Linked DNA regions of Mus musculus: regions 1, 3, 4 and 5 are each linked to region 2. A link is a loop called in an ENCODE intact Hi-C map of the cell type or tissue named here. Cell type or tissue: left cerebral cortex. All regions are shown on one strand. Each heading gives the region's core, and the rest is flanking DNA. Links, peaks and the distances in the headings are about the cores only. Region 1 overlaps Sdc4 (syndecan 4). Region 2 holds the start of Wfdc2 (WAP four-disulfide core domain 2). Region 3 holds the start of Sys1 (SYS1 Golgi-localized integral membrane protein homolog (S. cerevisiae)). Region 4 overlaps Rbpjl (recombination signal binding protein for immunoglobulin kappa J region-like). Region 5 holds the start of Trp53tg5 (transformation related protein 53 target 5).

Region 1 (6,162 bases), core at 835-5,834, 140 kb after region 2:
TGCAGGGTCTCCCAGTACAGATCAAGGGCCTGAAGGAGGAGTGGAGTTAATGAGAGGGAAAGGTGCTGGAGACAGGCAGGAGGCAGCTTAACTTTTTTTTTTTTCTGGTACCCGCAGCATTTTTGTTTTGGGTTTGTTTGTTTGTTGGTAGAAAAACTCTTGTTAGTTCTTCTGCCTCTCCTGCTCCATTCTCTGTGTAGATGTATAGTGTGTGCAGAGAAATTAATCTGCTTAGCCTGGGTAAAACCGAATTAGGAGATTCAATCTGCCACAGGAAGGATTCTGTCCCTTGCCCTTAACAAACAGCAGTGACTCATTCAGGCCACTTGGTGTGGTGAATAGACAGATGCTCGCCCAAGTGGAGAAGGTGCCACTGCCTGGCCCCGGCTAGGAGCTAGCTCTTCATTGAGCTGGACGGTGAGGGTCACCTACTAAACACTTTCTGGTGCTCTGGCCCATGTGAGGATGGTGAGGAACATGAGAAAGCCAGAGGTTTACAGCTCAGGGGGGCTTGAGTATAGGCATTGCGTTGGGCAGTTGAAGTAGATTGATTTTGGTCTGAAGGGAAAGATAGGAGAAGGTGTTTTGTTCTGTGTTGTCTTGAGAGGGGTGAAGAAGCTTGCCTCATCAGATACAGTAGCTGGGAGAGGTGCGAGGTTCAAGGAAAAAATCAGCAGGAACCACTGTTGAAGACATGGGAATGCAGTTGCCATGATAATCGGCCATCGTTTGCGCTCTGACGGTGTAGACATTAGTGTGTTCTGCATGTTTGTAGAATATGATACCTGTCAGTGGATGGATGCATGGGTCTAGGTGGGACATATGCACACGGGGAAAGACGGTGTATGCCATGGTGAGGAAGAAAGTGTCTGCATGGGTTGCTGCAGCCTGCTGTTCTCCTTGGTCAGGGCTTAATGCTAAGCTGTTGCTAGAGAGACTGCGTGATGCATGGAATTAGCCTGAGCCTTTGGGCTAGGGCAGCAGATGTGGGATGAAATAGTGGTGTTGGTCCACTCTAGCTGTGATCTTAGTCTTTCCTCTCTGACGGAAGTCATGAAGGTCGATGCTAATGAGGTGTCCTCTTGCTTGGTCTAGGGGGTGTGGTTATGGTGAGATTGACTGGCGGTGGGCGGGGCTGAGGAGCACATGGACCTGGAGCCAGCTCACCCCTTGCTCTCTCCTACTGCAGCTCTGATCGTGGGCGGCGTGGTAGGCATCCTCTTTGCCGTTTTCCTGATCCTGCTGCTGGTGTACCGCATGAAGAAGAAGGACGAAGGCAGTTACGACTTGGGCAAGAAACCCATCTACAAAAAAGCCCCCACCAATGAGTTCTACGCATGAAGCTTCCTCCCGCGAGCGCTGCTTGGACTTATTGGGGAGAGGAGTGGAGGGTTGTGGGTGGCGGGCGTTGGCAGAGAGCAGCAGGCACCTTAATGCTGACTTGTCAGTATCTCCATCTCTAGTCACCTTTCTGGTGTCAGAAGAGATGTGATCTTCTACTGTGCTGCCTGAGAGAGAGAGAGAGAGAGAGAGGGAGAGAGAGAGAGAGAGAGAGAGGCTGTGTCTGTGTGTCTGTGTCTCAGTTGCTCTGGCAGAAAAATGGGGTTAAACTTGCCCTTTCTGAAGGCAAGCCTAGAATTGGGTCTTTTGTTGTCATTGTTCCAAATTTCCAGAATAGAATATAGGACCAGTTTAGATCCTGTAGTAAACATGTCCCATCTATGACTGCCTTGATTATAGAGGCAAGGGGTTACTGTGTGAATCCCGGCTCCCTTCCACATGCTGTACACCCTATCCATCTGTCAGGAGCTGGGGCAAGGAGCCAGAACCCTCTGCGCCTTGAGATGAGTCTGCCATGAGAACTTGCTCACGCTGCAGAGTCTCTGTGGCGTACCTGGGGGCATTCTAAGTCCAGTGACTTTTGAAATTCAACCTTTTTTTAAAAAAAAAAAATCTAGGGAGGGCGGGGTGAAGTGCTGAAAGCTCACACTGAAGTGTGTTTGTAGGAGATTCATAAAACTAAGTTTTTAAATGGTTCATTCCTTTATGGGAGCGTCTGCGCCTGGGCTGAGTGTGGGGGATACACAGATGTTCTATCTAGAACATTTCCATTGCAACAGCTAAGTTTGTGTTTCGTGGTTTTTTTATGTTTTGTTTGTTTTTTGAAAATGAGAGAAGAGTTGGAGATATGATTTTTATGATTTTTTTTTGTTTTTTACTATTTATAGCTTCAGACAGGGCTGCTTTTCATCTTTCTATTGTCCCCCATGTTTTTTTTTTTTTTTTTTTTTTAATGCTCCGTGTCCTTGTTTTTGACCTTGGCCCTTCCTGAAGTTGCTTTATCTTACGAAGTAGCTACAGGGTTCTAGCAGTTTCCAGAATATAATGTAGGGGGATAGCGGGATATTTTTGTTTGTGTTCTTGTAATATATTATCCTTCCTTGGTTCTAGAAGAATAGATAAATATATTTTTTTAGGCTATAGAATGATATTACAGGTCCCATGTTGGCTGGATGGTTGCGTGAGTTTTCGTGTGGCTGAAGAGGCTGCTGCCCTCTTACCTTGCCCTGTTCCCGGTGCCTTCTTGCGAATGAGCTAGAGTAGTTTAGGGTCCCTGACTCGAACCCTCACTGTGCCTTCTGCCGGGGAGGAGGGGCTCCTGGGCCTGCTTCCTCCAGGCGCTCTAGATGCACAATCCAATACAGTGGCCTCGTGTGGCTGTATAACTCGGTTCACTTCAGACTACGTGATTGGAAGTCATTCCTCGGTTGCACTAGCCACACAAAATGCTCAGTCACCATCCCCCGGGCACCGAGGGTTAAGCTGGTTTAGCAGGTCATTGCTCAGCTTTGCTTGTCTCCCTGGGCAAGGGAAGGGGACCAGGAGAAAGGTGATGAGGCCCCAGGGACTCCTGTCATCTGGTACTCTCCCTCTTACAGAGGAGAGAGCTAGTGGCTTAAAAGGCCTGGGGTGGTGGGGAGATCACACCACTCTCAACCATACTCTGTTCCTGTGAGGCCCCCATCACCACCTCCGTGCAGGGTCCTAGCTGGCTGGGTCCTCTTCTAGCCTTGGTGCCTGCTCCTTTTCTGCACCATTCACACTGTTGTCTGTTACTGATCTTTTTTTTTTTTTTTTTTGATAAAAAGATAATAAAACCTGGTACTTTCTAGATTGTCAGCCTGTCAGTTTTATTTTTGGTTTCTCAAAACAGGGTTTCTCTGTGTAGCCCTGGCTGTCCTGAAAAGCATTCTGTAGATCAGGTGAACCTAGAACTCAAGAGGCTGACCTGCCTCTACCTCGATTAAAGAGGTGTGCCATCACACCCGATGCCATTATAAGATTTTGGGTTTCTTTTTAAGCTTTATTTTTATTTTATGTGTATGAGTATTCTACCTGCATGTACACCTGCGTGCCAGAAGAGGGCGTCAGACCCCATTACTGATGGTTATGAGCCACCATGTGGTTGCTGGGAATTGAATGCAGGTCCTCCATGAGGAGCAGCCAGTGCTCTTAACCACTGAGGCTTCACTCCAGCCCATTTTAAAGGGTTTTTTTTACAAGCCATTCATTCTGTATCCCTTGAACTCAATGAAGCCAGAGGGAGACCTTTTGGGGTGCCAGACACGGGCACAGACACGAGACAGCAGTAGGGCTTTGGAGGTAGGAGAGATGCCAGAAAATGTGCCCGTTGCTCTGGGCAGCACATCCTGTCTCTCCCCATTTTAATTAAGCAACACTAGGTTTAAAAACAAACACAGGCCACAGAGTCCCTCGGGCCTTTGGGATGGCTCAGAGTCTTAAGAGCACTTGTCACGCCAGCCTGAGGCCTCCAGTGTAAGTCCTGGACACAACGGGAGAGAAGCAGCTGCTGACGTCACACTCCGACTGCCACAAGTGAACCGTGGGGGCCACACACACTTGGACACACGTGGACACACACGCTACTTAATAAATCAAAATAGGAAAAAATAACCCTCAGTTGAGTCCCTGTGTGTAGAAATCGTAGTACTTCTCATAAAAGCCTTAGAGCTGGAAGACAAATCGACTTTGCCAGCTGTCAAGACTGTACTATAACCAGACATGGCTGAGAGGAAACAAGGCCCCAGACTGGCTCTTTCGTGACACAGTTCCTGCCTATTTCCGTGTCACCTGCCTGGTCTCTGTGGGCTGTGCTATAGTTGTCACACTTGAGAGTCTCATAAGCAGTAAAGGGCCTGTTGCCAAGGATCCCACCTGTCCTCAGCTTATCTTTGCAGAGTGGAGCCTCGATTTGTGGCCCGTTGACCTTGGTGACTTGGGTTTGGCACCATGTGGCCCCATGGGAAGAAGCAGCCAGAGGACTTAACTACACCAGCCAGGAACTTGGTGTTTCATGGTTGGGCCTGTTAGCACAGCTGCAGGAAACAGTCGTTAGAAATGGGACAAACTTCATCTGAAAGGTTAAAAGAACGTGTCCAAATCGATCGTTCACCAGTGGCGGAGGTAGGATTTGAATCCACATAGTGAGGGCCTATCAGAGGGTTTCCATTGCTCACAGTCCCTTCACTGTGGGGGTGGTCGGCCTTCACAGCACCTGGTCTCATATCTCTCTAGGGACCCTAAGTTCTGTTTCCTCGAGTCCCTTGGGTGAGTTTCTGGCTCTCGTAGTTCACCGCTTTTCCTGTAGCGTGAACTCTGAATGGGCTAGACCTGCTCAGTTTGCACAGCAGCCACCAGCCACCATGGCTCTTTAACATGTAAAAATGGAGTTGCTCAACAGCTACGTGTAGCTCATGGCTCCGGGATGGAGTGGGCACAGGATGTCCACCGTGTAAGGACTTTAATGATACCTGCATTTAGACTTCAGACGCCATCGGCTGTTGCCTTCCTTTCCCATAGTCTGCAGTGGGGAAGGCCAGAGGTTGACTGTGTGCCAAGTGGCACTTCTTTGGGTAAGATATTAGCGTCAAAAATGTTGGTTAGCTCTTCCTATGGAAACATTGTCCTTAAATTTAGGGCCTTACAATGACAAACATCTCTCATGGTTCCCATGTGTCACAAACACAGGAGCAGCAGAGGTGTCTCATGCAGTATTACACAGTCGTCATCCAGTTATGGGCTACGTTATAGACATCTGGAGGGCTGACTGGGCAGGAGGCTCTATTTCCAACTGAGAGAGTGCGTTCACAGGTCTGGAAACTTGGCTCTAGCTGTCTGGCAGGAGGTCTCAGTTGCTCACCTCACGGATTAACGTAGAAATGTGTGTCCTCGTGACGTGACCTGGCTTCCCAGAGTCAGTGATCCGAGAGAGCCAGGTAGAAGCTACAGGGCCTTTTAGGTTTTAGCTTTGGAAGCCACACACTTTCCCCTGCATAACATCAGTCAGTCAGGAATACAGGTCTGTCCTGTTGACTACCACAGAAAACAGCACAAAGGCAGGAATGTTAGGAGAGGCAAGGCTGACTGGAAGCTCTGCTAGTCATATTTCCTGACTGACCAAACATCTGAGAGAAAGGCATGGGGATATATTTTGACTTGAGGCAATCTGTCCTTATCTGACTCTGTGTTTCTGGGCCCTGGATGAAACAAAAACACGGCACAAAGGCGTGTTGGGGCAAAGTTACCTCATGGTATGCAGTAAGCAGGGAGAGACAAGGAATTGGGGACAAGCGTAACTAATTTTTAGGGCACACCTGTAGTAACCTCCTTTCTCAAACTAGGCCGCACCTCTCCCGTGCACCACCTCCGAAGGACGCTATATTATAGATCCATCAACGAAGGCATTAATCCAGTCATTTCCCCCGAACTCTTGGCAAGCAAGCCTCGGTGAGGTGGGCACTTCATATCCAAATCAAAATAGAAACCATCCCACAGGTTGTGACTGTACACTTTGTCACCTGTCAATCCGACACTGGGGTTGTCTGGCAGGCGAACACTGATGTCATTTCTGAGAAGTGAACAGGATTATTGTATTGATCCACTCTTACCCCATGATCTGCCAAACTCCAGAAACCTTTGGAGCACTGACCAAGGCCTTGTCTTAGTCAGGGCTTCTATTCCTGCACAAACATCATGACCAAGAAGCAAGTTGGGGAGGCAAGTTGGGGTTTATTCAGCTTACACTTTCCACATTGCTGTTGATCACCAAAGGAAGTCACTGGCACTCAATCAGGTCAGGAA
Region 2 (6,162 bases), core at 733-5,732:
AGTGCCTGAGACACTAAAGGTACTGAATTTAGTCCTAGCTATCTCAGATTAAATACTTAGCCCATTATCAGACACAACTAATAAATGCAACCAACATTAGCGACCTTGACCACATTTGTCCACAAAGGTGGGCCTTTGGAGGAAATGCAGATCGACCCTTCTGACTCTCACTAACCTTGCAAAGGGATACCATCTCCTCAACTCCACCAGCCATTGTCCCCTCCCCTAGGACACAGCTACCCACTACCACATCGTAACTTACTCAAGTCCTGTTAAACAAAAAGGAAGTTCTGATACTTATCAGCAAACCCCCATTGTTCATCATGAAATGGTGAACTGGCCACTGCTCTTCCCTGCCTCCATCCTGAGGACCCTCTCATCTGTCCGTTCTCTGGTGAGTCTGGGAATCTTCTCCTGTCCTCTACAGTCTAGCTACATGGTAGCATACTCTAGGAGAGTCCTTTGGAAACATTGGGACGAGTGTCTTTCTAAGGACTCACCTCTCTGGGTGTGCCTCGAGACAATGACCTTTAAGGCTCTAAGATAACTGTCCCAGGCCCCATATACCTTTGATTTCCTTTTACACATCTATCCAGCCAGCCTTCCTGTTCTTCCTTAAATGCCCCAGCAATGCTCTTGACTTCATCTCGATCGCTGCCTCCTCTGCCTGAGTGTGCTCACATTCCTTCTTTTGTTTCACGCCTTCTTGGTGAGGCTTCACCCACTGTCCCACGTACAAGTTACAGTGATGCCCCTTTCGTCCCCCTGCCCCGGGTACACTTCGCTCCTGTTCTCCTGTCACACAGCATGCACCTTCCTGTGACACGCTATAGAAACAGCTTGCTTCTTTCTCTCCTCACCACTAGACAAGAAAACCTAGCAGCCAGCCTCTCTAGTCTGCTTCGTCGGCTTGCACATTATCCGCATAGTGTAGATAAATAGTAGTTAAATTAATGAAATGGGTGGACAGGTCTGTTATCAGCCTCTTCCTTTTCAACTTACTGTAAGGGCCCCATACCTAGGCGTTTCTGAACCTTCTCTCCTGTTCCCACCTACCTCAGAATTTGGGTGTGGTGCAGGCCATCTTCCCACATCCATTGCGGCAGCATTTCATGTTGCCAGAACACTGGCTGTCCACCTGACACTGGTCCTCACAGAGGCCGAGCTTGGGTATGTCCACGCTGGGGCAGGTGCCCTGCTTTTCTAGGTAAACAAGGGAGTAAGGAGAAACTGAGGGATCCAGGGAGACAACCAGCAAAGCCCGGCTGAGCACCACCCTGGTTCACCAACAGCAGAGCTGCCTATCTGAGTTCATCATGGGACCCTGAGCTGCTCTCAGGGGTCCCAGGGAGAGACTATCTACAAACCTCTATTCCTGCTCCAAGATAACTTTGAAATCACAGAACCTCAGTTTGAGTCCCACCTCAGCCATTTTCTATCCTGGTGGCTTAGAGTACAAATCTCCCAGAGCAGCAGTCTTTAGATGTCGCATGGAATCTCTGTCAGCACACTGTGGGGTTGTCACAAAAGCAATTGTCCCCCCCCCCCACAGCCCACCCAGAAAGATCAAACTCCTTGGTCTGAGTATTCATAAGTGCCCCCACCTAACCAGCTCCTGTGGTGAGCCAGACACCGATGAGGCCCGAGTTCATCCAGTTCACCCAAGAATCTTAAAACAGCTAATGGTTCTGCTAATCCTTCCTTCCATTGTGGCTGGAAACGGAAGCAGTAAAGGGTTAAGTGTTTTGCCTAAGGCCATGGAGGACAGAGGCAGGATTTGAACCACAGATCTGGCTCCAGGGTGTATGCATTTGCCACCAGGCTCTGTGCTACTTTATAAGCTATAAAGTGCAGTGCCCATGAGAGAGGTGACACACATTCCCCACAATGACTCCTATAAGTCCACCGCCAGGTACACTCACTCAGAGCCACGGCCCTCCATACGTACATGGTCACCCATGCATATGCAAAAACCACCACCACACTCCACACACACCAACCCCACACCATGTTCCATTCCATAGAAGTACCAGGTGGGAGGCAGGCCCAGCGAAAGGAAAGATGCATACAGTGAAGTGTGTAGGCAGGTAAAGGAGAGGTGGACAGCATCCTGGCCTTGCTAGTACAGGTGCTCTTGGTGGCTACCCTGAGACAGAATGAGAATAACCAGGAGAGAATGTAGTACAGAAGGAAGCAAGCTATCTTGTGCAGAATTCGCACTCTTTTGAGAACCTTCGCATCTTGAGTACCATTGCATTTAGCCCCCACACCTACAGGTGGGTATTAACGTGCCCACTTTGCAGATGAGCAGGCAGAGTTTCAAAGAGCAGATTATTCAGGCTCACGCACTTAGGAAATGGCTATGATTCAAGCCTCCAGGCTCCTCCCGGGCTCAGGAGACCATCTGCCCTGTCCATCTGACACAAGGAAGCAATATCTTTATCCACCTGACAGCTGGATGTGCCAGTTGGCTCAACTCCATCTTTCCTGGTCCCTCTTTGTCCAGGTCCGTCCATAGCACATCCACAGCCAAAATCTGCCCTCCGTGGGCAAGTCTCATTTCCCCCTTCCACCTTCCTGTTCATAGCACCTTAGGACTCCTAAGTATAAATTGCTTCCAGTCATTCCTGGCATCTTTGAGAAAAATAATAAAGGCAAAAGAGGGGCAGGGGCTGTAGCCCCCCCAAAAGACCAGAAATTACAAACTTTGGTTTCTGTTCCCCCACCCCACCTCCTAGCCTCAGCTTTTCCCTCTTGGAAATAAGATGCTTAGATTCCACACCTCGGACACCTAAGCCTTCCCTGGTCACAGCTGGTGGCTTCGTGGAGACTTGACCTCCCGGTGGTTTAGTAGTGTGGTCAAGGCCCGCTGATTGAGTAGTAGTCCCAGTCTCTGAGAGTTTAGTATCTGTCCCTGAGAGCTCTCCTTCGCTCGGTCCTAAAGGTTGTGGAAATAAAGATACAAGAGGAAAATCCAGTGTCAAAGAAAGAAACGGAACCTCTGCCAGCCACAGGATGGCGGTGTAACTTTGTGCGAGAACATTTATTTTGGCGGCTCACTTCCACAACCTTAGGATGTGGCAAAAGATTTCTCCCTCCCTCAGGTACAAATCTTGAGTCTTGCTAGGCCAGACCGTTGAGGGCCCTGCGGGAAGAACCCCAAGGGGCAACAGGTCCCTAAGGCTCGGGTCCCGGCACTGACGCCACCCAGGGTTTGCCCTCCAACTCCAGCCTAGGAAGCCACTGCTCTCAGGTCCCGGAACAAAGTCTCGCTGTGCGTGCCCGGAAGCCCTTCATGCACCAGAGAATCGAATCCAGCCAGGAATGGGGGGGAGGGGGGCTCCTTCCCCTGGGCCGCGCCTCTGTGACGCCTTTGTCCCTCGCATTTACCCCAGGCCAGACAAGGGAGGCACGTGTGGATCGGGTTTCCACCGCTTTTCGGGCTCCCTGGATCTGGGATGCCCTTCTTCGCCAAACCCAAACCCGGGCCGCTCCCACCTCTCACAACCCCGCCCTGTCCCCGCCAGGTCACCCCGGGGCTACCATTAGGCTTGGAGCAGACAGAGCTGCAGCCCGCCTGGCAGCACTTGCGGTTGTCCGCACAGTCCTTGTCCAAAGTGCACTCCAACACACAGTCCGTAATTGGTTCAAGCTGGGGGCACTCGCCGGGTTTCTCTGCATCGGTGCCTTGGGATGGGTGGGTGGGAGCAGAGACTTGTCAGGGAGAACCGAGCCCAGTCCCACCCGCATATCCTCTCCCTGCTCCGAGATCCCCAAATTTCAACCCCAAGGATTTCGGATTCTTTGGCCCAGGGGCCCCCATAATATCATCCCAGAGAGCCTCACCCCCGAGCCAGGGGTCTCTGACACTAGAGAACTCCCCAATGCTTGGCTTCAAAGTCCCCAGTCCTCTGGGACTTGAGCCTCTGCTTGGAAGCTTCCGCCATCCCGGGAGTTTCCCGCTCCTCTTCATCAGGTCTCTGCTTTCAGAGCTGAGAGAGCCCCCGCCCTTCCAACTTTAAGCCTTCATTGATTCCCCCTCCCCCCTTCCCAGTACATTCCCCGGACCCTAAGCTTCAAGGATAACTAGCTGTAGGCCCCAGAGTTGCAAAAATTAAATATTCACTGGCCTCTCACCTTAGTCCCAGAACCCCGGCTTCTGAGACTCCGGCACTCTGGGCTGCACTCACCTGTGGCTGAGATGGGGGTGAACAGTAGCAACCCTAGTAGGAGGCCAGCGGCCAGCAAGCAGAGGCGACAGGCAGGCATGGTGCAGGTGTGACCTGCAGCCAGGATGGGGGGGATTTAAGCACTCGCGCGGGGAGGGGGGCGGGGCCGAGTGAGGGGTACAGGAGGCGGGTAGGAAGCACAGCGGGCAGCGCGGGCGCCCTGCCACCTCACGCCATTTCACAATCCCCCTGGATCAGGTGTCATTCTTGGCTCTGGTGGGAACCAGGAACCGAGACAGCTTCCAAGCCGGCTGCAGCCGGACACTTGTCCACCCCTCCCTCTCTTCCTACCTTTCTAAGGCCTGAGGGCAAGGCAGGGCAGTGAGAGCTGAAAGCTCCCTGGGATCAGTTTTAAAGAGTCTGTTGACTCCCCAGGAGTCCAAGATTAAGGAGAAAACGGCAAGGCTGCAGTGATGGAGCCAAAAGGAGGCAAAAGATGCTGGGGATTAAATGGCTGAGATTGGGGCCAGATGAACCACAGCATGCAGAGCCCTGTTCAAGGATTAGTAGAGGCTGGTGTAGTGGAGGCTACAGAAATAAGACTTATTAACAAAGGAAGCCAGCTGACAAGGAACACATCCAGGAAGGAGCAACACCCGTGCAATTTCCAGCTCTCTCGGGCATTTCTTTTGCCTTTTCTTACCCCAGTCCATTGGGGCAGGATAGAGTGTTTCACTACTATGACTAGAGAGTGATGCACAGGCTGGACCACTTCAGAGGCTTGTCCCCAACCGAAGTTCCAGGCTAAAGTTTTTGGATCTCCATTTCTTCCTCCAGGCTCTGTTTCCTCCAGATGCCTACCAAATGACACATAACAGAGAGAGTGTTATGGTGGTGACTATGCAACGCTGGCACTTCAGGATATCCTTCCCTTTATTATCAGGTAAAACTTAGCAGCGCAAACCGGGTGTCTTAGCATTTTACTGCTGTGAACAGACACCATGACTAAGGCAACTCTCATAAGGACAACATTTAATTGGGGCTGGCTTACAGGTTCAGAGGTTCAATCCATTATCATCAGGGTGGGAGCATGGCAGCATCCAGGTAGGCATGGTGCAGGAGGAACTGAGAGTTCTACATCTTCATCTGAAGGCTGCTAAGAGAAGACTAACTTCCAGAAAGCTAGGGAGAAAGGCCACCCCCACAGTGATACACTTCCTCCAACAAGGCTACCCCTCCAAATAGTACCACTCCCTGGGACAAGCATATTCAAACCACCACACTGGGCATGTGCAGGAATAGACTTTTCTCTAAGAACCTCCCTGTTTGGATTTGTATAGGCTTCCATAATAAATTCCTCACCCTTTCTAACCTTCCTTTGTTGCTTGATAGTAGACTCCTTGTGGAGTCTACTATCGTGTGCTCCTGGCCTCACATGATGTCAACCACCATATCCGGTTACCGTAATCAAAAGGGGGCTGTCCGGTGCTGGTCCTGGAGTGACAGGGACCAGGTTCCACCTCCTCCACTTCCCATTTGAAGGACCTTGGGTGAAACTCCTCTCCTTTTTGAAGAGCCATTTTTGTCATCTGTAAAAATGATGGTCGAGGGGTGGGGGATGTGTCTCAGTGGACATGGCATTTGCCTGGTGTGTGTGAGGCCCTAGGTTCAATGCTCAGGGCTACAGGGAGAGGGAAAGAATGACGATTAAAGTCATGCTCCCGCCAGGAACAACCGTGAATTCCGTAGTTGTTGACATAGGAACCCTAGGGCCTGGCGTGTGACTACCACATACAGAGCCACGAGTCCCCAACAAATAATAAATGCCCACTGTTACAAAGGAGCCTGATGAGTGTAGCCTACCTTCTATGTTCCTGAGCCCCATGTCCTTGGATTCAACCGACCTCTGGTGGAAAATATTTGGGGATAAAACTGCACCTGGACCAAGCACATGCTGGCTCTCATTCTTCTTGATGTTCCTTAAACAATACAG
Region 3 (6,162 bases), core at 599-5,598, 100 kb after region 2:
TTTACAGCTATGAGCTAAGTGATTGGATTCGCCCCACTTTACTGATGACCAAATTGCAGATAAACTATCCAAAGTCACTATACCAGTGGGTAAGGTTCAAAGCCAAGTGAGACTGCTCTTAAGTCTAAGATCTTGGTCCCTATGCTAAACTGATCCTTAAAAGATGAGCAATGGTCCTAAGAGACCTAGGATGCTAACAAGTCCAACCCCTGGTATACACAGGGAGCCTGGGGCCAGGAGAGGAAGAGGAAAGTAACTCAAGCGATGGCACAGGAGAAGAGTGTAAGCCAATTCTCCCGGTGCCTGGCGTCATTCTTTCCCTACCTCACACTACATTAAAGAACGCCATCAGGCACATACAGTGACAGCTGAGCTTTGTACTTAATTCAGAACAACAATGGAGACCATGACGGGGCCAGGCCACAGAAACACACTCTTGACCCATCTTACTACTCCCAAGAAGAAGTGCCAGCCTGCCTCATGCTTAAGTTTAGGAAGTTAGACCCCGAAAGACAGATAGTAGAGCTGGTGATACTCACCAGGTGAGGGCGTTGAGGACGAAGGACATCATTGAGAGCCGGCCTGGAGGGGTGGAGAAGCCCAGGATCTGAAGGGGAATCACAAAGGGGACATGCTAGAGGTGGCTTTGCACAGCCAGGATCCCAGCACAGAGCCGATGGCACGAGCACTCTTCTCAGAGGACAGGAGACACCATGCTCTCTTCACACGCATCCACTCGGATCTCATTTGAACCTCATGGTATATGGGGAGAGACTACTATTCTCCATTTACAAAAGATGCAAGAGTTTAGGGAAGTTGCCTGAGGCAATAGCTTGTCTAGACAGCAAGAATCAAGTCTAGGAAATCTCCTTAGCAAACTGTGGCTCCACAGGTCAGGCTTCTGCTTCACAGAAACACAGTTCACAGTATTTTCTGACATATTGTTTAGGATTGCTTTTACACTGTAGGGGCAGAGTTGAATAACCATGACCAAAAGCCCGTTAGTATCTCATCCTTCCAAAGCCGTCGGCTGAACTCAGGCTGTGGACATCAGGCCACTCTGCAACAAAGCCTGATTCCCATTGGCCCTTACAAGAAGGATGGAGTCACCCACAAGGTGCCACTACTCAGCATCTGCTATGTTTGAGATACTTATTGTTGACAGAGTACTACCAAATACTAAATACCTGTGCCATACTTCAGCTTGCAAAGGCCTTTGACATCCATGATCTCACAAAGCTCCTAGTGTCTCTTTCCACAGAATTAGTTACCCAAAGGCCAATGCAAACAACAGTAGCAAACACAAGGACTCCATCCCAGGTCTCCCGAACCAAGAACTTTGTTCATATCAACTATCACTGTCTCTCCTCTTAGCAACCTCTTAGGCTTCCACTATACCTCACAAAGCATTTTGGTTTTTTTTTTTTTTTTTTTTTTGAGACAGGGTTTCTCTGTGTTACCCTTGCTGTCCTGGAACTCACTTTTGTATAGACAAGGCTGGCCTCAAACTCAGAAATCCACCTGCCTCTACCTCCCGAGTGCTGGGATTAAAGGCGTGTGCCACCACACCCGGCACGAAGCATTTTCTTATTCTTAAACCCCTCTGGGCCTTTTAACATTTTACTATAGGTAACATGACAGGATTATCCTGCTCACTTTGCAGAGGATAAAAGGGATTGGAAAGGCAAAACAACTCTTCAAGTTCTCTCAGCTAGATTGGACCCTAAGCACAGCAGGCTCTTTGAACAGTTCACCACCTCGTACCAACAGTGTGATATTGCAGACGGGAGAGGAAACATTTGCCCAAGTCACAGGGCAGAGAGGAATTTAAAGGGACCTATCTGACACCAAGTCTTAACAGTTTCCACTTCATCATTACGGATGCCCTTTTGTCTATCCCTCTTCTTACTGTGGCTCCTGACAAGCTCAGCTGGGAGAAAGGAAGTCATTTTTCTAGAGGGTTTCAAGAAAGAGACATCATGTTTGCCCGGGACACAAGTCTGTTGACTGTAGTATCTGCCATGTGTGTTCAACCTCTAGCCACAAGCTGCGGAGCTGGCTACGAGGCTAAGCGCATAGGCAGCCAACACAACACTGTAAGGTTCTTTAAAACCCTATGAGATTTTGCTTGTTTGTATCTCGAACGCGCAGTTCCTGAGCGTGAACTTTGTAGATCACTACTTTGCTTCCTAGACTCTATCTCCTTCCCTGTTCTCGTCGTTCCGTTTTACAGATGGGCACCGGGGTCGCGCGGGGAGCGCACACTGAAATCCCTTCTTAAAAAAAAAAAGTGTCCACAAAATGAGAACTTGGCCCAGCCGGATTTAGAGCTCGGCGGTGCCCCACCACAAAACCCCACTCCTTTCCGCTAAGCTTACCTCCGCGTCGAACATCTGGTCCAGGGACGGGCTGCTGCGCACCAGCGCGTCCACCAGCGCCAGCCACAGGCCCAGAGAGCCATAGTAGACGGTCTGCATGAGTACGATCTGCGACAGGATTAGCAACGGGTCCCACACGTAGCTGCGGAACTGGCCCGCCATGCCGGCCCGCGGGGCTCGGCAGCCGCCCGCGCCTGTCAGTGCCACCACGCCATCGTCCCGCGGCCGCCGGGATACCTGCGGGAAGACACAGGGAGCTGCAGCCGGCGGGCCGGCCGTCGCCTTGGTAACGGCGCGGGAGGGAGGGAGGAGGGCCTGGGACCCGGGAGCAAGCCCATTCCCGGGTGGGAGAGGCGGGGCGGGCGGACCCACCCGTTCCGACCGCCGGGCTCCTCCCGGGTTCACTCACCCGCGACCGGCTCGAGGGTCGAAGCGTCGGAGCGCGACCGGACCTCGGCACTGGCCTCCTGACACAGCGCTGACAGACAGGACCATGGAGCGGAGGACCCGCCGGCCTAGAGAGGCCGAATAGCTGCGGCCCACGGCTTCCTGGGAAGGGAGAGCTTCCGGGGACGGCAACCGAGGGGCATTGCGCAGACGCAGTGGATGAACCCTACACGCCATCCAAAGGGGCCCTTGCGAGCAGCCCGGAAATAAACTCTGCACATGCGTAAGATGAAGGATGAAGGCAAACGGAAATGAGGCACAAAACCGTGGGTCTTGCGCGCCCTCTAGAGGGAGATTTTTAAAATCCAGCAGGTCCATTCCTAGGAGGGAAAGGGGTGGAAGGTCTAGACTTTAAAAATAAAATAAATAAAATAAATAAAAAATAAAAAATAAAATAAAATAGCATTCACTGAGGAATGGTGAGATGGTTAGAGGGCTAGATGCTTGCTGCCAAGACTGACGACCATTTTATATCTTGAACTCACATGTTGGAAGAAAAGAACTGACTGCCTCCTGTAAGCTATCATCTGACTATCACACTCATAGAAATACAATGATAACAATATAAAAAAATTTTTTTTTGTTTTTTTTCGAGACAGGGTTTCTCTGTGTAGATCTGGCTGTCCTGGAACTCACTCTGTAGACCAGGCTGGCCTCGAACTCAGAAATCCGCCTGCCTCTGCCTCCCAAGTTCTGGGATTAAAGGCATGCGCCACCACACCCGGCAACAATTTAAATTTAACAAAAGGGAACTTTTCTTTTTTTTTTTTTTTAAAGACAGAGTCTCGTGGGACCCCGACTTAGAGCGTTTCTCCCTGGAAGGTAAAGCCCCTGGACGTTCCCCAAGCTTGTTTCCCCCGATCTCTAAAATACAGCCAGAAAGAAGCTCTTTGTTCTCTATAGCCAGCAAAAAGCCTTTTTGTTTCTATACTTTACAACCAGAGATGCCTGCCTTCCTGTGCCGAGGACATGGAGATAAAAATTCAGAAAGAACTCACTCCCCACTCCTGCCTTGTAAATTTCACCAAGGACACCCGGAAGAGAAGAACTCTCCTCCCAACTCCTCCCAATTCCCCAGCTAGCTGTTAAAAGCCCCCTACTGTCACCGCTCAGGGTCAACTCCCAGCCCCTGCACAGCAGAGGGACTTCATCCTCAGCTACCTAATAATAAAACCTCTTGCAGTTTGCATCAGGTGTGGTTTTCTCTCGGGTCACTGGGGTGCTGGCCAACTCATCCTGGGACTTGAGCAGAGGCCCAGCTTCAGGGGTCTTACAGTCTCACTATGTAGCCCTGGATGGTCTGAAACTTGCTATATTCCAGACCCACATGGAATTCCCAAGGACTCCCAAGGAAATAATACATTTTAAAAAATGACTATTTTCATTTTAGATTCTCAGTGTTTTCTTTCTTTAGTACAGAGTTTTCAGGCTCTTTTTTTTTTTTCTTTTGGCCTCTGCTCCCATTATACACATGTTTAAACTAAAGGTCAGAGAAGAGGGGCAACATACTGTCTTTTGTTTTTGTTCTTGTTTTTGGAGACAGGGTTTCTCTGTGTAGCCCTGGCTGTCCTGGAACTCACTCTGTAGACCAGGCTGGCCGCAAACTCAGAAATCCACCTGCCCCTGCCTCCCAAGTGCCGGGATTAAAGGCATGCGCCACCACTGCCCAGCTAACAAACACTCTTAAAAACATAAAGTTAGCCAGATGGTAGTGGTGCACACTTTTAATTCCAGCATTCAGGAGGCAGAGGCAGGTGGATCCCTGTAAGTTTGCAGCCAGCCTGGACTACAGCATGAATTCCAGGACAGTCAAAGCTGCACAGAGAAAAACCTGTCTTGAAAAAAAAAAAATCAAAAACCTAAAATAAATAAATTAGTTAATTAAATAAAGTTAATGGCAAAACAGGTTTTGGTTCTTGTTTTCTCGAGACAGGGTTTCTTTCTTTGTGTAATCACACTGCTGGCTTTCCTAGAACTTGCTTTGTAGACCAGAATGGCCTGGAACTCACAAGAGATCCACCTGCCTCTGCCTCCCAAGTGCTGAAATTAAAAGTGTGTGCCATACTGCAGCAAAGGAGACATTATAATTCAATGTTTCCAGGGATTGCAATGGTGGGTTTGTGTCCATTGGAGGCTAGGCAGGTTTGGACACATGAGACATTGCCCTGTGCTCAGACACGGCTACATTTGATGGCAGGAGAGTGGGTGTTGAGGTGGCTCATCCAATGAGAAGAAAGCACAGCTTCTGAAATCACGCCATGACCTTGCCTGCCTCCACATTCATTTTCGATCTCCGCCTTCTCTGAGAGTGAGTAGTGGACAGTTGGCAAATATTTGCTGAATGAATCAAGAACAGAAAAGGGCAAAGGCAAATCCATGACTGAATTGATTTCTGTTCCCAGAGACCCAAGCTCCCCACTTCCACAGAAGAGCACGGGAAGGGAAGTGAACACTTCTGAGGAAGACTGTGGGCTTTCGCGCTGACTCTGCTGCTTGCTAGCAGTGTGACTACAAAGCAGCGCCCCTCTTTAAACCTCAGCTTCCCTTTTTCTTTTTCTTTTTTTAAAGATTTATTTATTTATTATATGTAAGTACACTGTAGCTGTCTTCAGACACTCCAGAAGAGGGAGTCAGATCTCCTTACGGATGGTTGTGAGATGGTTGTGAGCCACCATATGGTTGCTGGGATTTGAACTTCAGACCTTTGGAAGAGCAGTCGGGTGCTCTTACCCACTGAGCCATCTCACCAGCCCTTCCCTATTTCTGAAATGAGGAGTTGGAGTGAATGAACATTCTCCAACATCTAATCGACACTGTCTAAGAACTTTCCCGAAGGCCCCACATAGCTGCTAATCAGACTTTTCAAAGAGCAGCGATGGTCACGTGACCACTTAGAATTGCTAGGACTCTCGACAAAAGTAAAGAAACAAGGCTCTAGCCAGGGCACGTGATTTCTCTTACAGTCGGAAACTGTAAATAATTCACCTGGACTCTAGTCTGAGGATTGCTGAGCCACTCCTCTGCTCCATCATCTTTGAGGCACCTCAGTTCAGTTCAGCATAAGTGTTCAGACTCCTCCAGTTCACAGACTTGCAGAACTCAGTGTCTGTGAGACTGTCAGGGACACACATGAGTGATGGAAATCTCATAGCCCAAGACAGCTGAATGTGAAGAAACCGAGGCTGGCCAAGCAGTGGTGGTGGTGTATACCTTTAATCCTAGCACTTGGGAGGCAGAGGCAGGGAGGCAGGGAGGCAGGGAGGCAGAGAGGCAGAGAGGCAGAGAGGCAGAGAGGCAGAGAGGCAGAGAGGCAGAGAGGCAGAGAGGCAGAGAGGCA
Region 4 (6,162 bases), core at 226-5,225, 150 kb after region 2:
CCAGTGCTCTTGACTGCTAAGCCATCTATCTCCCCAGCCCCCTATTTTAGTGTGTGTGTGTGTGTGTGTGTGTGTGTGTGTGTGTGACTGTGAATGAGTATGCATGAGCATTAGTACCTCTGAAGGCCTGAGATATTATATTCCCCAGAATTGCAGAATTGGAGTTACTGAGCTATGTGAGGTAAGCACTGGCAAAGGAACCTGTGTCCTCTGAAAGAGCAGCTGGTGCTCTCTAACCCCTGAGCCATCCATCTCTCCAGGCCCCTCACTCTCTTCTCTTGATGTGGGTAGGATTAACATATTATGTAGGGTGCTGCTGGGTTTATAATAGGTTACATTACATAACACAGGTACAGGATTAAGCAGATGTGTTAATGGCCACAATTAGTTGATTCATGAGAAAAAGAAAGAAAGAAAGAAAGAAAGAAAGAAAGAAAGAAAGAAAGAAAGAAAGAAAGAAAGAATCCTTGTGGATCTGACTTAGTCAGTTGGCCTCAGCAAAGCAAGGTGCTGTGAGTTCAGTAGCTTCAAGAAATTAAATTTGCAAACAGTCATTTGAACCTAGAGCATGAGTCCTGGGAAACCCTAAGCAGACCAGTTAGGCTGCACTTGGACTCCTTGGAAACGGCAGACAATGTATATGTGTTGTTGTAACCTGATACTTTGTGGTGATTTGTTGTGTAACAGACACCAGCACAGAGAGGTCGTTTACCTCCTGTGGGCTATTGTTTTTCCTAGCTAATAGGAGAATATTCTCTACTTTAGAAGGTGTTTGAGTCGGCTAACCATGGTGGTACATGCCTTTGATCCTAGCACTGGAAAGGCAGAGGTGGGGGGCGGGGGGGGGGGAATCTCTTAAGTGTTCCTGGCCAGCCTGGGCTATGTAGTGAGATCCTGCCTCCACCTCCCCACCCATAAACAAACAAAAACTAAGAGCAGTGGCTGCAGCTAGCCCATAGGTCGTGTGGAAAGGTCTTCTACACTGATTATTTTATTCTTCATGCCTCTTTATGAAGCGGAACCTAAGGTGCGTAAATCTTAAGTAACCCGAGGCCACCGAACTCACCTAGCAGACACACATGGCTCTGACCCTGGATCCAGCTACGATTAGGACAGCTTTCCTGCATCTTAAGGCACCGCTGAAAATGTGGGTGAGAGTGGAAAGAGTACGTATGAAACACATACAGTCTCTCCGAACTGGGCAAAACTGTGTGCAGAACTCCCAGTCGGACTACCAGCCAAAGTCAGGGAGAAAGGGCTCAAGGATGAACTCGGTTGGGAGGGGCGTCACCTCAGGGTGGGAGGGGCTTCACCTCTTTATTTTGACAAGGATTCCTCAGCCTGGCCTTTAACTCAAGATGACCTTGAATATTTTTGTCTATTTGTGGGGTTTTGTTTTTGTTGTTGCTGTTTATTGATACAGAATTTCTTTGTGTAGCCCTGGCTGTCCTGGAACTAGCTCTGTAGCCCAGGCCAGCCTGGAGCTCAGAGATCCACTTGCTTCTGCCTCCTAAATGCTGGGACTAAAGTCATGTGCAGCCACTGCCAGGCGACCTTGAATTTCTAATACCCTTAATTCTACCTCTTGAGTGCTGGGATCACAGGCACATGCCATCATGCCTGTTTGATGCAGATGGGGACCTGCACCTGGCTGTGTGCAGGCTAGGCAATTACTCTACCAAGTGAGTTACATCTCCAGCTCCCTGCCAGAATTCGCTTTAGCTGGGGTTAATCCATGAAGAACTCAATGGCGCAAGGCTTTGACTTGCCCAGAACTTTGCTTGCACCCCCATCCCCCAACCACCCCAGCAAGCAGCCAGCTGCAACAGGTGTTTGCCACTTCACCCATTCAGAGTATTATTGTACCACCATTAACCTTACTTTGTCCCTTGGGGTTTGGAACAGAGCCAAACTTGACTAGGGTTGGGGGGGGAGGGAGGGAAGGAAGAGGGGAAGGAGGGAGCCAGAGAGAGAGAGAGAGAGAGAGAGAGAGAGAGAGAGAGAGAGAGAGAGATTGATTTCACTTCACCTTTTTTTCTCTCTTGACATCTTCATGTTCTGTGCTCCCAGCCACCTGTACCTTTCCCAGGAACAGAAATGTCTTAAAATTGTACCATGTTATTTTAACTAATTTCTCTTTGTAGAAAACCTCAACAGAAATAGATGTCAGAGGACCCAAGGTCACAGCCTTTCTTGGTGGCAAGATTTCTAACTGGCGAGAGATGGGAACAGACTGGCGTCTTTGGTTTTGTCCTCACCCTGTCCCCCCCCTTATCCTGTCCCTCCTGCAGAACTCATGTTCCCACTGTAGCCTAGTGTGGAGAACCTCAGAGCCCAGACTGTGTATCAGTCAGGAGTGCAGGACTCAAAGCAAGGACAGGTTGTGTCATCAACCTGCCATGAGCTTCACCTCTCCTTGCTTGGAGCCTCAGTTTACCCAGAATGTGTCCTAGGGTAGTGACTCCCAGCTTTTGACTTTTTGTTGGCGTCATACAGGAGCATATGACAGAAGTCCAGATGCCCAGGACTCTCTACACAGATTTCAATCTATTTCCTTTTCCTTTTTCTTTTTGGCAAGGTCACTCTGACTATCCTGGAACTTATTACACGAACCAGGCTGGCCTTGGACTCAGAGAGATCTGCCTGCCTCTGCCTTCAGAGCGCTGGGACGAAATATGTTTGCCACCACACCTACTATAAAGATAGCTAACTTTTACAACTACCTTGCTGAGTCCAGTGAAGTAAGCAAACCCACAGGAGGGCTTTAGGAATTTTGTAAATTTCTTGGAGCTATGTGGAACTGAGCAAGTAAACCTCCAAGAACCCCAAGGCCACGGAAAAGATTATCTTGAAGGATTCCAATTGCTTTTTTTTTTCTTTCTTTCTTTCTTTTTTTTTTTTTTTAAAACAACCTCTTTTATGTTTGTGAGGGGAACAGTGCCACCTGGTGGCTTTCCTTTGCACTTGCAAGCCATCATTAGCTGGCAAAGCAATGGAATTCCTTAAACAAGGAGTTAACAGAGAGATAAACAAACAAAAAGTACATGGTAAACTTACTTTCATATGAACCTCACGGCCTAGTGGTAGCAACTCATACAGGAGGCAGAATAGAAGGCAGAAACCTGTGGCCAGGGATCTGTAAAGCCTTTAGAATAGATCTGGCCTGAGTTCACCATCTCCTGTCTCTGATAGAAATTACTGGTGAGATTTAAACAAGCGGCTGGTGAATTTTCACTTTACACTGGAAAACTGGGAAATCCTGTGACATTCTCCTAGCTCTGGAAGGCAGAGTAGTCGTGTGGTACAAGGGGGAACTATTTTGCTGTGGAAGAAGAGATAGGGTCCCCAAACCTTGGGGATGGGATTGCAAGTTAGAGAGGCAGATAGAAGAGTCAATGGCAGGAAGAAGATGGAGAGAGAAGGATTTGACGCCAGCGGACTCAGACCCTGGTCAAGAAATCCTTCACAGATCAGGCCTGCAGCTGGAACTCAAAATAGGGCAAAGTTAAAGTTTTGGGCTCAGACTCTTAGGTGGGGCCATTGGTTATAAGGTCTCCTGAGAGGTAACAAAGAGCACAGGATGCAGGCCTGGGCTCGGGATGCACCCCTCGAGGCACAGCATGGTCCCTTCCTTTGCTTCCTTCTTGTGTCAATGTCACCATGGAATGATGACACAAACTACATGAGGCGGGTACTTCATGTCGGGGACACAGCTCATCAGAAATGTGCCCTGCATTGTTCAGCCAAGATTCATAGTCTAGGGCCACAGAAACAAGCTTCTTCTAGGCCTTTTGTGGTCAATTCCAGCTTGTCAATAGCAGACGACAGAAATCAGTGAAGAAAACAACACCAATCCAGAAAAAGAAAAATCATTGGAGACTCTATGAAGTCTTTGTTTGTTTGAGGCAGGGTTTCTCTGTGTAGCTCTGGCTGTCCTGGAACTCACTCTGTAGATTAGGCTGGCCTCAAACTCAGAGACTGGCCTCTTGAACACTGGGATCAAAGGTGTGCGCCACCCCTGCCCTGCCACTCTATGAAGTCTTATGAATGAATTTATTTCTGGTTTCATAGGGGACTTTCTACATTTGGGGGCCGGATGGGGGTCGGAGGGGGGTTACAGGAAATGAACTCTTCCTCCTGGGCTAAGGAAAGTTCCAGATCGTTAGGGCTTTGAACCCACATTTCAGATGAAATCTGTCATGGTCAGGGTGTTATGGCTGTAGACCAACCTCATATTTCAAATCAATACTTCCTACCAGGCAAGACCAGAGACTGACATCCATTCTACCTATGTCTTTGGTTTTCATAGCCCAAGCCAGGATCCTGCCAGTTTCCTTTTCCTTAGAAGCACAGAGTAAGCAGGGTAAGGCTGACCAGAGCCGGGTGTAGCTCCAGCATGGGTCCCACATTCAGAGGTTTATTTCTCAGTTGTCTGATTTCTGAGTTGTCTCATTGTCCTGTTGTCTCATGACTTCTGTCTGCCTTGACGTGGGAAAGATATGTTCTGAAGAGGCCCTATGTTTGTCTCTGACTCTGCAGTGTTTTCTTGTTTGGTGTGGTGGTTTGAATATATTTGGCCAAGGGAGTGGCACTGTGAGGAGGTGTGGCACTGTGAGGAGGTGTGGCCTTGTTCTAGTAGGTGTGGTTTTGTTGGAGTAGGTGTGTCACTGTGGGTGTGGCCTTTAAGACCCTCATCCTAGCTGCCTGGAAGCCAGTCTTCTCCTAGCAGCCTTCAGATGAAGATGTAGAACTCTCAGCTCCACCTGCACCATGCCTGCCTGGATGCTGCCATGCTCACACCTTGATGATAATGGACTGAACCTCTGAACTTGTAAGCCAGCCCTAGTTAAATGTTGTTATAAGAGTTGCCTTGGTCATGGTGTCTGTTCACAGCAGTAAAACCCTAACTAACTAAGATACTTGGCATGGGGGTATAGCTAGTTGCTGGCTGCCAAGGTAGCCTCTAGGCTTAGGGTATCTGCTGCCTTAGAACCCCATTTCTTCTCCGCAGAGAGTCATAAAGGTGCCAGCTCCATCAGACTCTGGTTTGGATGGAATCCGGGGAGCACTCAGCCTTGCACCTTGCCATCCCTGTCCCCAGCACAGTGTTTCCCAGTCACCTGTACCTGGATACAGGAGGATCTTTAGCCTTAGGCTCTTCCTCTGGGTCCTGAAGGAGAAGTGGCCTTGGGACAGTGAAGAGAGCCGTCCTAGGCCTCTGCCTGACATTAATGTCATGGGATAGTGATCAGAGACCAAACCCAGGCGAGGGTGCCATAGAGAGTGTCACCACAGGCAGATAGACGCCTAGCTCTAAGAGGGACCTCATGGGATCAGGGCCCTAGACATTCTAGTCTTACTTCATGCAACTTGTTTTCAAGTGGGGACACAGATGTCTGGAGAGCAAATCCCCAATAGGCTTGGATCCTCAGAACCGGTCACCGACCCAGGAAGAGCCAGAAAGAGACAAAAGCGGAAGAATAAATCTATAAGGTAACAAAAACAGGAAGCACGCCACGCCGTGAAGACATTAGAACGTCACTCATGATTGAAGACAGTTACTGTATGTCTGAGGACAGTGAGTGGCCTGAGGTCAGGTGAGCTATCTCTCTCCTTCCTGCTCTTTTTCCCTGAGGGACAGCTGCGGGCCTGGAGTCAGCCTCAGTGGCACTGCCTAGGTGGGGCAGAAGAGATGGAAGTTGGTGCGTGTGAACTCGTGGTGGATGCTCTCCAGGAGCGTGTCCGCGTCGGGGGCAGGCTCTTGCGCGTTGGGCAGCCGTGGCAGCGCGCTGTATTCCGGGGTGTAGGTGAAAGAGAAGGGGCTGGGGTAGAAGAGCGCATCCGCGCGCAGCAAGCTCACGGGCACGGTGATGGGGGTGCGGAGCCAACGCCAGTCGCTGCCGAAGGCCGCCACGTCTGGCACTACGCACACCAAGGAACGAGGGCTCCTGTGGGCGGGGCATGGAGGTTGAAGCCAATCATAAACATTCCAGTCTCTGGATCCCTTGGCCCAAGCTGTTCCCACCGCCTCTCTGTACCTGTACATGGTTTCTGCCTCCACGTCTCCGAACCACACCTTGAGCCCAGCGTGGAAATTTTCTCCGTGCAGCTCCAGCGTGGCCACATCACCTCCACCGCTCAGCTGGGGGGTGGATGGGACCA
Region 5 (6,162 bases), core at 840-5,839, 93 kb after region 2:
CAAAAGAATAGTAACTGAATAATAAAATTTATAATAAGAGCATTATAAGATTATTTTTAGATTTCTATCAGTAAAATTTATAATACACACATATACTATTTGAGGGATACTTGTCTCCACTACAGTGTGAGCCAGTCTACAGCCATACCACCCAAACTGTGCCTGATTTCAACTGAATATAAGCTCATTTTATTCTAGGAATTATACAGAGAAAAAAAGGTCACAGGTGCCAGTCAACATATGTGGCCTGGCTGGAGATGGGCAGTTTGGGAACTCCCCTTTTCATGGATTGACTTGTCGGGCCTACATCATGTTCTCAGCTCTACCAGCAACCAGTCATGTGAACTTATAAACTACATAACCTTTAAAAATCTTAGCTTCATTTAAAAAGAGGGGTCCATCTTCTTATCTTATAGGGAGGTCATGATCATATTCACCACCTGCCTCATACTGAGCTTCTCCACAGATGGGTGTGGCCTTTTGCCCCTTCACCCTTTACCCCTGGAGACACAGTCCTGATGCTGTCGCACATTTCAGTGATGTCACAGCTCCCCTGCCTGGCAGCTCCAGCACCATCCTATGTTACTCAGCCGAGCGCTGCAGTGCGAGGAGCAGGGTGCAGGCAGCACTGGTCCAGTCTTGCTCCTACAGCCCCAGCATGAGTCCATCTACAAAGAAGAGGCCGAGGGATAAAGTGCCTTCTAAGGTCAGACCTTGTCCTGGAGCCCCGGCAGGCCCCATAAAAGGGGTCTAACCAGAGAATCCAGCCACAGCAAAGACAGTCTCTCCAGTCATGTGGGAAGGGGAAAGGGGAAGGTGAAATAGAGGCCGGTAGAGCTAAAACTCTCTCAGTTCTGTTCCAAACCCAACATGCCAAGACTCCAGTCTAGGACTGCTCAGACCGTACTCAAACAGGAAAGGCACAATACAGGAACTCAAGGGGATTCCCCTATACTAGCTCTCTCTCTTTCTTCCTACCCCTCAGATGCAAGATGAGAAACTGCAGGACAAGATAACCCAGCATGTGAGCAAAGTGATTGAGCGGAATCGACTTAAAATGGTGAGATGTTCTATTTTAGCCCCTGCTTAGGGAAGCCAACCCCTACCTGAAGTGCCACCCCCAAGTGCTAGACCGGGTGTGCCATGGGAGCCAGCAGACTCATCCCTGGGATGAGCCAAGCAACACACAGGGGATGAAGGGCTCCCCTGGGAGATCTGGAGACCTCTTTCCGGTTTCTTGACCCTGGCAGGTATTAAAAAACTTGTCCCTCTTGAAGCTATTCAAGAGCTCAAATAGCCGGATCCAAGAACTCCATAAGCTGGCCAGAAGGTGCTGGAATTCAATGCTCAGAGTTCCAAAGATCCTGCAAATCTCTTCTAGGTAAGCTTGCCCACACCCCCTCTTTATACACTCATAAAATGGACCCAATGGCTATCTTTTCCAGGAACAGAAATTGTAGTAAAGGATTGGAAACAGTGGCCCTCTTTATAGAAGGGCTCTGTGCAACAGGTATTCACTCAAGCTATTTTACTGATAGGGCCTGAAGCCCAGGAAGTGAAGTGATTTAGCTTGGCCAGTTGAATTGATAATTGGTAGAGTACCTGTCTCAAGTCATTCCCACCTCATAGCAAAGCTGTGGCTGTAACAGCGATCACAGTCACCTAGTGACAGTGAAGGGCCCACTGATCACTGGGGTACTGAGTGTGCATGTGCTAGGGAGCTTTCTCTGCCTCCTCTCCCTGGCAGCCTCCTCTCCCTGGCAGCCTCGCCCAGAGACTCACTCACAGACTGCCCTCTGAATCTGATGACCCATGCATCTTGCTCAGACCCTGATCATTCGTAGGTCACTCTAGAATTTGAAGAACATGTGTGTAAGTGTCTGCTCTCTGCTTGGCACCCCTACTTAGTTCCTTCTTCACAACAATCCTACGTGTGCCCCATTTTTATGATGGAGACCCAGGGCTCTGGGAGGTTACATGTCTCACCTCATCTGGATGATCAGAGTCTAGCATGTCTGTCTCCAAAGACTGCTGCAGTCTGCTGCGGCTCCACTGCTTCCTACTTGGCAGATCCTGAGAGCCGCCATCCACTGGCATCACTCTCATCAGCTAGGATGAGCTAGCGTGGGGTTTTGCCCAGCTGGTGCAGTACTCCTGAGGAAATCTCCTTTCTGGTGAGAGAGTGAGAGAGAGAGAGAAAGAGAGAGAGAGAGAGAGAGAGAGAGAGAGAGAGAGAGAGAGAGAGAGAGAGAGACTGTTAATTCCTTCCTGAGGCTCTTTCTTTAATGTGGCCTCCCAGATACAGGTGACTGGGAAGCCCAGAACCACGTGGCTCAGGGTCACAGAACACCATGGTTCTGAAAGCACAGAAACATCTCTTAGAAACAGTTGTCCCTAACTAACCCTCAATGTGAGGGGCATCTTACCTTCATCCTGCCTTCTACCCAGGGCAGGTGAGGGTACTGGAGAAGGCTCCTTGGAATGCCATGATTTCTCAGAATATAATTTGAAAGGAACACTGGACAGTCTTCCCTCTCAGTTGAGACAGAAGCCTAGTATACTGGCAGGTGCCAACAACATACTATCCTTAGGCTCCTCAAATACTGGTCCTGCTATCTGACTTCCCGAGGTCTCACATCCATTCTGCCCATACTACTCTTACACCACACCCAGGCTCCAGAGACATTTCTTTTCAGTCTGGTTCAGGGAGCCTGGTAGAGCTAGAACTCTACATAGCAACCACCTCAGGGCTGGGTTAGAAGGACCCTTTTAGCCTTAATCTGCTGATGGTCTTTCTTCTCCCTGCCAGGGACAAGGACAAAGTGAAACAAAATAATATAAAATTCCAAGAGATTAGGGTCCTTGAAATGAGACCAAATTCTAAGAAGGCAGAGTCCGTAAAGGAACCCAAGCAAAAAACATCCAAAAAGTGGAAGCCCAAGCAAGGATCTAAGGGGTCACCTGCAGCCGTGACATGGAGAAAAAAGCAGGAAACATTTAAAATCTCCAAGGTAATAAAGAGTGGTGGCTTGCAAGCCAGGGCCCAGAAGAGGAAGACCTACGTTAAGAAGCCCCGAGTTGTCTTCTTAAAGACCTACCATCACAGCACTACCATGGGGAAGATGAAGGCACTGGATATAACTGACCAGTTGGTCTGGTTTGAGGGGCTTCCCACACGCATACACATCCCAGGGCGCCGGATCATGTGTAGATCGTCTACCTACCGGTGCCTCAAGCGCTCCTGCACCCGTTTCTGCTGTGCATCACTCTGAGCTGCCTACGTACCATCCACACTAGGTAAGTGTGACACCACCTCAGCCAGGCTCATGCTCGGGGCTGTGGGTCTTGGTGACTGTGGTTGGCAGTACTGGGAGACTCCATTTCCAGAGAGGGGAAGCAGGCCACACAGCAGGCTAAGCTGGGCTGAGGATACATCTTGGTCTGACTCTGAGCTCCAGGCAAGGTGCGATGGCATTGAGACCTGATATGCACCATCTCAAATGAGGAGGCCTCAGGAGAGTGGAAACCACTCTGTCTCTGAAGCTCAATTGATGTTTAAACCTCGGGAGGAGGAGCCACACTGGGCTTAACTGCGTCACTTCCCTTTAGACCAAATCAACTCTGATTTACTCACATTTTAAATAAGACTTATGCTACAGAGAAAGTTCTTAAAGCAAAGACAAGAAACTCTCCCCTTCGTTGGTTGAGGTTCCCACGAATGGAAGAGGCCGACTGTGTCATGAAGTCCACGTTAATGTGTTTCCCTTTGGGAAAACCAAAGAGCTCCAACTTGCCACAAAAACCAAAGCGCCCAGGCCCTGTGCTTGCTCACCGAATAACAGCTCCCTCTAGGGGCGGTTCTCATAACTAACAGGATGCTCTGCTTTCAGGTGGTGTGTAACCCTAGACGGGAACTTGAATTGTAAGAAGTAGAGATCGTGCTATCAGCTTAGTGGAAGGGATAGGCAAGACAGTCGCAAGTCTACAAATAAAATCTCCCCTATGGCACTACTGGCTCTGCCTATCTGAGGCTGACATCACATAAACATGGAGCAAAGGTTTCCTGGGGAGGTGCAGGGGAGGAGGGTGGGTGTGTATGTGTCATGAGTCGGCTATCCTCCTCCATCCCTTGGCTCCTAAGGTCATTTTGTAAAACCAGAACAGAAAATCTACCAAGCTGTGTCCTTCAGCCTCCCCCAACTCCCCACAAGGTGGTCCCTTTGAGCAGTGCACACTTCCTCTATGAAGTCAGAGCCCACTTGTCTCCTGGGTACAGGTACCTCATAATGGTCCTGAGATCCAAGGAGCAGCAGAGACTTGTATGCCTCTACAGCAGGTGACTCACCCAGGCTTGCTCAGAGAGGAGTCACCAGAGCAAAGTTACCCTCATTCTCCTGGCTTTTCTCCATTCTACTTTCCTAAGGGGAGAAAGTCACACGGACTTGGCCCACAGTCTTCCCAGAATCCAGCTCCCCATAGATTGTCAGTGCTTGTGGTGTCAATAACTGGGCCTCCTTGGTCACAGTTTATGGATCCTGGCCAACCACTCTAACCTTGGTCAAAGATCATGGGAAAACCAGGACAGGTGGGATAGGCAAGTGTCCTACAGCTGAGGTCTAACACAGGTTCGCCCTTGAGCCCTGGCTCTGGCTAACTTGATCTCATCTCTGTCACCAGTTGTCAGCAGGAACCATAGGCCTTGTACACACAGCTCGGGAGAGTCAAAGGATCCCAGGTCTCCTCCCTGGAGCTGGCTTCCATGAGTGTGCCTGCCCTCAGGTGAGGCACCAAAGGGCAGGTCCTCCCACAGAGCCCTCTGGGAGGGAGAAGGATGGAGATCGGCCTCACTTGCTCCCACACTGCTGCTCCCTACTGGGCCTGGCACTGCCATCTGTATTGGAGAGGCAGCCTGAGAACATGGACCGGCCAGAGCCACACATGGCATCGGGAGTGTCCCACTATACTGCTGTTTCTTAGAGGTGGAGCCCAAGGGCATCTGAGCACTCTGTGGCCCACCTGTGTATCACCACCCCTACCGCTTCCCAGGACCCTCCTCCCCAGTTGCTCCTCTCCAGCTGTTTTCCTGCTCAGTGGTCTCCATTTTGGGTCCCATCAACCTTGGTAAATAACCTGTTCAATCTCTTCCCAACCTCCTGCTTATTAACCTGTGACCTCAGACCAGCATCCCTCAGTAGGTGCTCAGGGCACAAGCTCTGTCTTCATGGCACCCAGTTCAGAGAGGGACTCGGGTGTACCAGGCTCCAGTGGAGAAGGCCTGGCCAAGGTTGACATGCTGCAGTCTGTGCCCTGGAGAGGAGTTAGGCTGAGGCCTATGTGCAGAGGCTGAGGTACACCACCACCAAGGGGAGGAAGGGCCTGGTGAAAGGCACAACTTCTGCCTCCAACAGAACTTCTTCCAACGTGGCCATGTCCCCAAGCCCTGGACATTTGTGACTGCCATCTGCTTACATTCCACTGCCTCCTTTCCTGCATTTAACTACTTAAGTCTGAACAACTTCTGGGTTTGGTAAGATCCACTATTTGAGAAAAGAGTATCCCAGAAATGGCACTGAACTTACTCTGTAGAACAGGCTGCCCCCTCTCCCCCATTCCAGATCTGCCTACCTCTGCCTCCCGGGTGCCGGGACTGAATGTGTGCACCTCCACATCTCACTATTTCAATTGTTTTTGTTTGTTTTTTTAAGGGACACTAGCTGGGAGAGGTGGGGCCTTTAATCCCAGCGTTGGGGAAACAGAGCTAGAGGGATCCCCATGAGTCCAAGGCTACCCTGGTTTATATAGATAGCACTTGCCAAGTCTACACAGTGAGACCTTGTCTCAAAAAGAGAGGGGGTACCACTAACACCCACCTGGAGGTTCTGAAGTAAATGAAGCTTATGTGGAAGGTCAGTTTGTGGGGTGCTGAAGGATTTTAGATTTCCCCCAAGTTTCCTTCACAGTTCCGTTCCCTAACATCCCAGGCTTGGTCCTGCTTCTCCCTTGTGAGCTGCTAATTGGCTGCCAATAAGGTACTAGCTGTCGGTTTCCTAACGTATCTGGATCAAGCTTGGAGCGTGAGTTGTGTGGTGTGGAGCTGAATTGTTAACACCTTCTTTGTGGTCCCTCTCTCCGTGGATTAAGTGAGAATATTCATGGGCAGGG

The links. Peaks named below come from ENCODE experiments on the same cell type or tissue, not always from the same donor. Only the 100,000 strongest peaks of a DNase experiment are listed, where the experiment ranks them.
Region 1: it touches region 2 in a loop (2.3-fold over the local background); 7 of 42 quality-filtered maps call a loop at or near these places.
Region 3: it touches region 2 in a loop (2.1-fold over the local background); 2 of 42 quality-filtered maps call a loop at or near these places.
Region 4: it touches region 2 in a loop (5-fold over the local background); 7 of 42 quality-filtered maps call a loop at or near these places.
Region 5: a loop joins it to region 2, with 5 times the contacts of the local background. A loop is called at or near these places in 4 of 42 quality-filtered maps.

Annotation. Positions count from the first base shown.
Region 1 is chr2:164,421,265-164,427,426 of GRCm38, reverse strand. Sdc4 (syndecan 4) reads left to right here. Exons shown (of 5, transcript NM_011521.2): 5 at 1,190-3,180. The coding sequence ends at 1,341. Among named protein-coding and RNA genes, the nearest start is that of Sdc4, 19 kb to the left of the region's middle. In left cerebral cortex, for the core only: a CTCF peak has its summit at 3,413 (motif pointing right); DNase peaks (open chromatin) are centred at 1,283, 1,830 and 3,687.
Region 2 is chr2:164,560,833-164,566,994 of GRCm38, reverse strand. Wfdc2 (WAP four-disulfide core domain 2) reads right to left here and starts at 4,279. Exons shown (of 5, transcript NM_026323.2): 1 at 4,191-4,279; 2 at 3,544-3,687; 3 at 2,783-2,938; 4 at 1,057-1,203. The coding sequence starts at 4,269. The coding sequence ends at 1,058. In left cerebral cortex, for the core only: a CTCF peak has its summit at 3,012 (motif pointing right); a DNase peak (open chromatin) is centred at 3,045; H3K4me3 peaks cover 557 bases.
Region 3 is chr2:164,457,746-164,463,907 of GRCm38, reverse strand. Sys1 (SYS1 Golgi-localized integral membrane protein homolog (S. cerevisiae)) reads right to left here and starts at 2,937. Exons shown (of 4, transcript NM_025575.3): 1 at 2,788-2,937; 2 at 2,379-2,615; 3 at 540-607. The coding sequence starts at 2,540. In left cerebral cortex, for the core only: CTCF peaks have their summits at 2,220, 2,422 and 3,111 (motif pointing left); DNase peaks (open chromatin) are centred at 2,090, 2,686 and 2,991; H3K4me3 peaks cover 1,510 bases; H3K27ac peaks cover 1,055 bases.
Region 4 is chr2:164,414,156-164,420,317 of GRCm38, reverse strand. It overlaps Rbpjl (recombination signal binding protein for immunoglobulin kappa J region-like), which reads right to left. Exons shown (of 12, transcript NM_009036.1): 11 at 6,039-6,142; 12 at 4,870-5,948. The coding sequence ends at 5,675. Among named protein-coding and RNA genes, the nearest start is that of Matn4, 12 kb to the right of the region's middle. In left cerebral cortex, for the core only: a CTCF peak has its summit at 2,944 (motif pointing left); a DNase peak (open chromatin) is centred at 2,961.
Region 5 is chr2:164,468,147-164,474,308 of GRCm38, reverse strand. It overlaps Trp53tg5 (transformation related protein 53 target 5), which reads left to right and starts at 585. Exons shown (of 5, transcript NM_001271575.1): 1 at 585-706; 2 at 986-1,060; 3 at 1,251-1,381; 4 at 2,810-3,297; 5 at 3,891-4,005. The coding sequence starts at 659. The coding sequence ends at 3,272. It also overlaps a transcript of Sys1 not described here and a transcript of Dbndd2 not described here. In left cerebral cortex, for the core only: a CTCF peak has its summit at 3,867 (motif pointing left); DNase peaks (open chromatin) are centred at 2,146 and 3,854.